Regions from separate parts of the Mus musculus genome. Here region 2 is linked to region 1. The links are chromatin contacts, found by Hi-C in ENCODE. All regions are on one chromosome and are shown on one strand. Each heading gives the region's core, a stretch centred on a gene start or an enhancer-like site at or near the end of the contact. The rest is flanking DNA. Distances are from core to core; before and after follow the strand shown.

Region 1 (3,656 bases), core at 722-3,221:
CATACATACACACATACATACACACATACATACACACACATACATGCATGCATACACATACATACATGCATGCATGCATGCACACATACATGCATACATACACACATACATATACACGCATACACACATATATACATACATACATACACACATGCATACATACATGCATACACACATACATATACACGCATACACACATATATACATACATGCATACACACATGCATACATACATGCATACACACATACATATACACGCATACACACATACATACACACACATGCATGCATGCATACACACATACATATACACGCACACACACATATATACATACATGCATACACACATACATACATGCATACACACATACATATACACGCATACACACATATATACATACATGCATACACACATGCATACATACATGCATACACACATACATATACACGCATACACACATACATACACACACATGCATGCATGCATACACACATACATATACACGCATACACACATACATACACACACATGCATGCATACACACATACATATACACACATACACACATACATATACATGCATACGCACATACATACATGCATGCATACACACATATATACATGCATACACACATACATACATACACACATACATACACACATACACACATACACACATGCATACATGCATATATACATACACATACATACATACATACATAGAGGCAAAACTCTCATATACAAAAATTTTAATTAATATTTAAAATTTTTTAAAAAGATGTTATATTTTATTAAAAGTGCAATGACATACCACTTACAGATTCTTTTATTTTCTCTTTTTTGCTATGTATTTTTTGAAAGGGTTTCTCTGTGTAATCCTGGCTGTTCTGGAACTCCCTCTAGACCAGGCTAGCCTCGCACTCAGAGATCTGCCTGCCTCTGCCTCCTGAGTGCTGGGACTAAAAAGGCCCTGTGCCACCACACGCACCTAACTTTCCAACTCTTAATCCAGCAGTGGCAAGAACTGACTTGTGCTTTTAGAAGTTTGGTGGCTGACGTGGGTAAAAAGATGCTTGCCATGAAGATAAACTGAGTTCTTTCTGTCCCTAGATGTGGGGCACCAACTCCATGGAGTTATCCTATAACCACACCTGTCATTCTCTCTCTCTCTCTCTCTCTCTCTCTCTCTCTCTCTCTCTCTCTCTCACGTATACATTAATAATAAACATTTTTACTTTTACCTTTGCGATAGAGAACGGCTTATAGGGACTAGAAGCAAAGAGAACAAATAGCAGACTAGGGAGATGTTGACTGTAGACTTTACCTCGTTGGTACAGCAAAGGGCTGGGAACTAAGTGAGCTTCAGAGAGGGAACTATGAGGACTTGGGAGAGGGGTGGCCTGGGGGCTATTGCACCAAGGACGGGGATGACTATCTCTAGATCTCTACCCATTCAGGCTGAAAACCACAGGTGGGGAAGTCCTGGAAGATTCAGTGTCTGGTGAGAGCCTGTTTCCTCACATGGTGCCTTCTTACTGCCCCCTTGTGGTACAGAAGGAGCAAGGCAGCTCTCAAGGGCTCCGTCTTTCTGTATTTTCGCCTTCCTAGTTGCTGTGATGCTACCCGGCAGAAGCAATTTAGAGAAGGAAGGATTTCTCTCGCGAGGACACTGCCCACTGTGGCAGCGTTCACAGCCTGGCAGCGGGAGCCTCGGGCAGATGCGTGCTCCATGGCGTCAGCCAGGAACAGCTGGCTGATAACCCTCAAGACCTTTCGCCTGTCAGCTAGGTGCAGCGTCCAGATTACACAGCCTCCCGAAACAGCGCCACCAGATGGAGACCAAATGTCCCGAAACACGAGCTTGCAGGAGATGTTTCACATTCAAACTGTAACATTTCCCAGAGCCAGCCTTCGAGACTCCACAGAATCGTGTAGAAGGGACCCAAACAATAATCTGTTAAAGATAGATTACCATGCACTAAATCTCACCCAGAAGCTTCTGCCCCTTGCTGCCCCCTTGTGGGCACAGGGATGTTGGGCAAGGAGGTCTTAATCTCACACCAGAAATTTCCGGGTGAGATTAAGAATTAAGTACAGAAGATATTTTTAAAATGATTAAAAGCCAGTGCAGTTTTGCATATTTCCACTGCTAATTACAACTGAAAGGACGTCGTGTACAGATCATTCTAAAAGACAATTCTAAACGCCTGGTGCAATGGCTTACACCTTTAGTTCCAGTACTCGGGAGGCAGAGGCAGGCAGATCACTTAGTTGGAGGCCAACCTGGTCTACAGAAGGAGTTCCAGAATAGCCTCGGCTACATAATGAGACCCTGTCTCAAAAGAAGGAGGAGGAGCAGGAGGAAGAAGAGGAAGAAGAGGGGGACAAGGATGAGTGGGAGGAAAAAAGCTGCTAGTAAAGTAGAGAAAAGAAGAAAGACTGTAGCTGGGCAGTGGTGGCACACGCCTTTAATCCCAGCACTTGGGAGGCAGAGGCAGGCAGATTTCTGAGTTCAAGGCCAGCCTGGTCTACACAGCCAGGCCTATTCAGAGAAACCCTGTCTCAAAAAAACAAAACAAACAACAACAACAACAAAAAACCAAAAAAACAAACCAAACAAACAAAAGCAGACAGACTGTCCGGGGACCTTGGGATATGAGGAATACAGTGTGAATTCCCCGAGCTTAGTGTTTTTCTCACATACCAAACAGCTACAAAGGCCGCCAGCAAACTAGAAACACCAATTGTGTGCATTGCAAGAAAGCTCCTAGGATCACCCATAGGGGACCAGCAAGAGCTTTTTCTCATTAGCCACCGCGGTGCAAAGGGTGGCGCTGACATTTTTCCCCCCAGCATTGAAAAGGAAGGCTGTCAGTCAAGAACTCTGGATCCAGTCAAAACATAATTCTTTCGACGCAGTTTTGGTTTTGTGAGCGTTGTGGTTTTAAGCAGTGGTGTCTTTTTAAGTTTCTATTTTGGTGCCCAACCATCGAGTACCATGTTGTGTTCATTAGATCCCTTTTATGAATGTATATGACCCCATTACTATAACTCACTTTTTCTAACGTTTTAATGTAGGGTAATGTCAATGGACAGTCGTGTGATGAAGTTCACAATGTACCACCTATGTACTTAAGAGTTTATGGGGTAAACCAACCAGCTTGAAACGTCACGATGGGCTTAAATGAAAAGCACAGCGCCACCTCCTGGCCAGAAGCTAACAGTGCAGCTGTTTAAAGGGCGCAGTTCTGGATTTACTCAAATCATCACCAGATCTATGAAGTGTAATTTAATTAACGAAATTAAGACTCTTTGGTTTCATAATAGCACATGTAAAGGAGAGTGTAATTAAATCCCAGTGTCTATCACTATAGTATGAAAACCTTAGTCCTGAGTTTGGGTCGTTGTCAATTAGTTTCATTGACCTGTAACAAATTCTCTGATTAACAGTTAGTGTGCTGAAAAGTTAATTCGTGATAGCTTTCTCCTGGTGCCTCGACGTGCAGTGACAAATCACGCTCTGAGAGACGATGTGGAATACATGGGTTCCACGCATGTATTGTACAGGTGGAGCTGACTTGGCCATGTCCGCTTTGAGCCTTGGGACTGAGGTGTTAGGGTTATTATCCGGGGTTTTGAGGTTGAAACGTGATAGA
Region 2 (3,656 bases), core at 801-3,300, 97 kb after region 1:
GAACGGAATGGACAATATTTAAACTGAGGTCTGGTGGTAAGAAACTAGGTGGAGAGACTGCAGAGATGGCTCAGTGGTTAAGAGCACTGGCTACTCTTCCAGAGGACCTGGGTTCAATTCCCAGCATCCAGGTTGACAGCTCACAACCATCTGTAATGTCAGTTCCAGGGGATCCAGTGCCCTGTCCTAGATTCTATGAGCACCAGGCATGCATGTTGTATACAGACATTCAGGCAGGCAAACACATCCATACACATGAAGAAATAAAACAATTTAAAAACTGTAATTTAAAAAAGAAGACCTTAGACAAAGGTCTTCCTCATAGCCATAGACAAGGGGAGGAAACTTCCCTCCTCCCTCCTTCCTCCCCTCCCCCACTTCCCATCTAGCAGTAGGAAGGGGTCTGGCTGAAGAACAAGCCAGTTGTGTGTACTGACCGAGTTAGAAAGGTGTGCCACCGCCTTGATATGCAGCAGCTCTTCAAAGATCAGGTCCAGTTCTTCATCCGTACGCTGACCTGGGCTGCAGGAGCAGAGGAAGCCCTGAGAATCGTGGACCGGAGCCAGGGAGGCGCCATGCCACGCCACCTGCCCGCTGGGGCCTGGGGCCAACTGGCCACTCCACAGCAATCAGTCAAGCCAATGGTTATCAATAGCAGGCTTTGTGGGTGAGCCCCAGGGACGGGCACTGTGCTAAGCACTGTCTGTGGACTGTTTCATTCCACTCTCACGAGGACATGAGCATGGTGATCCTCACTTGACAGAAGAGGAAGGAAGCTGGCTGGAGAGGCCCAAGTCACCCAGTGAGTAGCTAGCTGGTTGGACTAGACTTTGAATCCTGACCTCTTTCTGTCCAAAATCCACATCCTCTGCCAGTGGGTAGGGCCTTTAGATCCTCTGGCCCTACACCCTCAGGAATAGGAGAGATGGTCTGGGATGTGGGGGCTGAGCCTCTACTGCCTAGGTCCTTTCCCCAAGATGAATCAGAGAGTCTATGGAATCTGAACTGAAGGCCATGTGGGAATGGGAGCAGAAGCAGGCTCTTCACTCACGGCTTCCGGAGCGCCACGGTGAGTAGGGCATCAGGCCCTCGCTGGGACAGGAGGGCCATAGCCTCAACAAGCTCCTCTTCCACATCTTGAGTTCCTGTAGGCTCGGGCTCCGGTCCAGGGAACCTGTAGAATTGGGCATCTCGGTCCTGGAAGGTCCAGTCATGTTTTACTGGGGAGCCAAGATATGGCAGAGAAAAGAAAATCAGGTGAGGTGTTGATTGGACTTAATTCTAGCAATATCAGAATGCCTTAATCCAGCGGTTCTCAAACTGTGTATCGATACCCCTTTGGGGGAAATCACATATCAGATAATTATATTATGATCCATAAGAGTAGCAGGATTATAGTTATGAAGTAGCAACAAAATAATTTTATGGTTGGGGTCACCACAACACAAGGGGTCTCAGCCTTAGGGAGGTGGTGAACCACTTGCCTTAAACCTCTCCACAGCTCCCACCAGAGTCCACTCCCCAGGTCGGGTCTCCCTACCCCCCACCCAGTCCTAGTGCCCAATCAGAGTTCAGCTCACCATGACAAAGGGCACCCTCATCCAGCAACACTTGGCAGATGCCCACGGCTTGGCTCCGTGAGTGGACCCCAAGCCCCAGAGCCAAGATCCCATCCACTAGCTCCCGGCCAGAGCAGCAATGCCTGTGGGGAATGGCAGGGGGTCAGAGAATCAAAGTGGGAGGATGTGGAACTCTATCCAAAGGCACCACCCATCCAGGCCCACGTACAGCTCTTCTACACCCCCCACTCCCACCACCCACCACTCCCTAAACCCCCACTCCCCAGCCCACCCCCCCGCACCCCTTTTTAAAGCAGGGCTGGGCCCAGATGCTTGCCGGAGAGAAGGAAAGGGAAGAAGGCAGGCCGGACCCCAACTCACCACTCACCGATATAGTCGCAGATGGTATTTTCTGTCTCGGATGAGGGTAGGGTACGTGGCCAAGAGATGGCGGTGCAGGAGCTTCCCTGCCTTGTGCACATGCTCTGTGGTGGCCTGGGACGAAGCGGGGAAGGGGACCACAGACTTTGACCCTGAACACCGCCCCCTGCAGCCCATAGCCCCTCCCAACTCTGCCTTCCTCAGCTCATACCTGCTCCAGACTCACTCTGAAATCCAGGGAGTCCTCGCTGTTGGTAAGTGGTGTCTGAGGACAGTACGAAGAGTTTGCAGGTCAGTGGGGGCTCTTCGGACTCACGGAGTAGGACCCCTCCCTGCCCCTCTCAGAAGATACCTTTTCCCACACCAGTGTGCGGCAGGTGAGAACCCCAAGATTTCTATTCTGCGCAGCCAGGGCCCACACGTACTCAGGCTGCTAGGCAAACAGGCCCCGTTTGTAGCTGGTCGGGGGTGGAGCTAAAGGAAGTTAGAAGATGTGCTACAAGATTCAGGAGAGGCCAGGGCATGAACACCTTAGGAGGCCTGGGAACACCAGCTTCCGGCAGGGTCTACAGGCTGACCTCAGGCTCAGATCTGTGCCCAACCACAGGGTCTGGACTAAAGCTCTATGTACAGAATCTCTAAAGCGTAAATGAGCGAAACTCTCGAGCTTTTGGAGGGCCCCCACGAGCCGGCACAGAGTGCGTGTTTAACCACTGCCTGGTGTATGGTTGTGCACATATTAGCTTTTACTCTTTAAAAAGGCAGAGGTGTGGCCGTGGCTGACAGGCTTGTTTCTCTCTAGCAGATACTGCAAGCCACAGCCCTGTAAGGGTAGGGAAGGCCTTGGTAGCCCGGAACTGGCTTACCATAGAAACATTGCCTACTGATGCTCTTGGTAACAATGTTTCCATTAGGGGCTCCAAGGCAAAAGTGCCCTGCCGAACAGCCATGAAGGCCCTCACAGCCCTCTTGTCCATCCATCTGAAAATGGAGAGCCTATGCCCAGCTTCCGGCAGGCTGCTCTGTTCTCTACAAGCCCTCTCAAGGCATCCTTTCCAGCTCAGAGCATATCCACCTTCCTGACACCCCCACATCCTAGGTGTGCTAGGCAGACATGATGTGTTCCCTCACGACTTTCAGGGAAACAAGACTGGATGTGAATTCAAGCGCCCTGCATAACATAACCACGCAGGCGCAGGATTGTCAACCAGGTGTGGGTAAATTGGAGCTCCCACCCAAGGCGGTCTCATTTCCATCCATTCTGCCCACCACACCTCCCTACACTCAAGGAGAAGTGCTGGCTGGGGCTGTGGGATCCAAGACCTTTCTCTGAGACGCAGATCCGAGCAGAGGCATCTTTTCCCTCTACCCAAGCAGAGACCCGAGGTCTGACGTGAGTGCCTAGCCCAGCATGGGGTGGAAGTCACTGGGTGTCCCAAGGGTATCTCTGTCCGGGTCACGAGCCCAGGCCGGTGCCAGACACACAGCCCTAGAGACTTAAGGACAGGAAATGAGGAGGAGGAGGAGCCAGAAAGGGAGGCAGAGCAGGAATGTATCCAGCCAGGCCCTATGTTGGAACAAACAGTGCCCGAGTGCTAATGACTTCTTGTTATTTGTATCAAAATGCCCAAGTCAACCTAGCTCCTGTCCCAGCTCCCTGTGGCGCCCACAGCCCGGGCTCTAGCTGGACTCGGTTACTATTGTTGTTAGATTTTG

Evidence for each region. A loop is a pair of places that touch in the nucleus more often than their neighbours do.
Region 2: a loop to region 1 is called in a map of regulatory T cell, with 2.1 times the contacts of the local background. The contact joins the promoter of Rapgef3os2 here to the enhancer-like site in region 1. A Hi-C loop is called at or near these places in 1 of 37 maps with a recorded cell type or tissue (regulatory T cell).

Annotation. Positions count from the first base shown.
Region 1 is chr15:97,662,308-97,665,963 of GRCm38, forward strand. No RefSeq gene overlaps it. Among named protein-coding and RNA genes, the nearest start is that of Rpap3, 42 kb to the right of the region's middle. Within about 2 kb of position 1,972, at least 3 of the 3 ENCODE cell types and tissues checked have a DNase peak (open chromatin) inside an H3K27ac peak, as active enhancers do.
Region 2 is chr15:97,759,528-97,763,183 of GRCm38, forward strand. Rapgef3os2 (a long non-coding RNA gene) reads left to right here and starts at 2,051. Exons shown (of 3, transcript XR_384421.2): 1 at 2,051-2,317. Rapgef3 (Rap guanine nucleotide exchange factor (GEF) 3) reads right to left here. Exons shown (of 28, transcript NM_001177810.1): 3 at 2,152-2,205; 4 at 1,948-2,054; 5 at 1,581-1,702; 6 at 1,052-1,220; 7 at 438-522.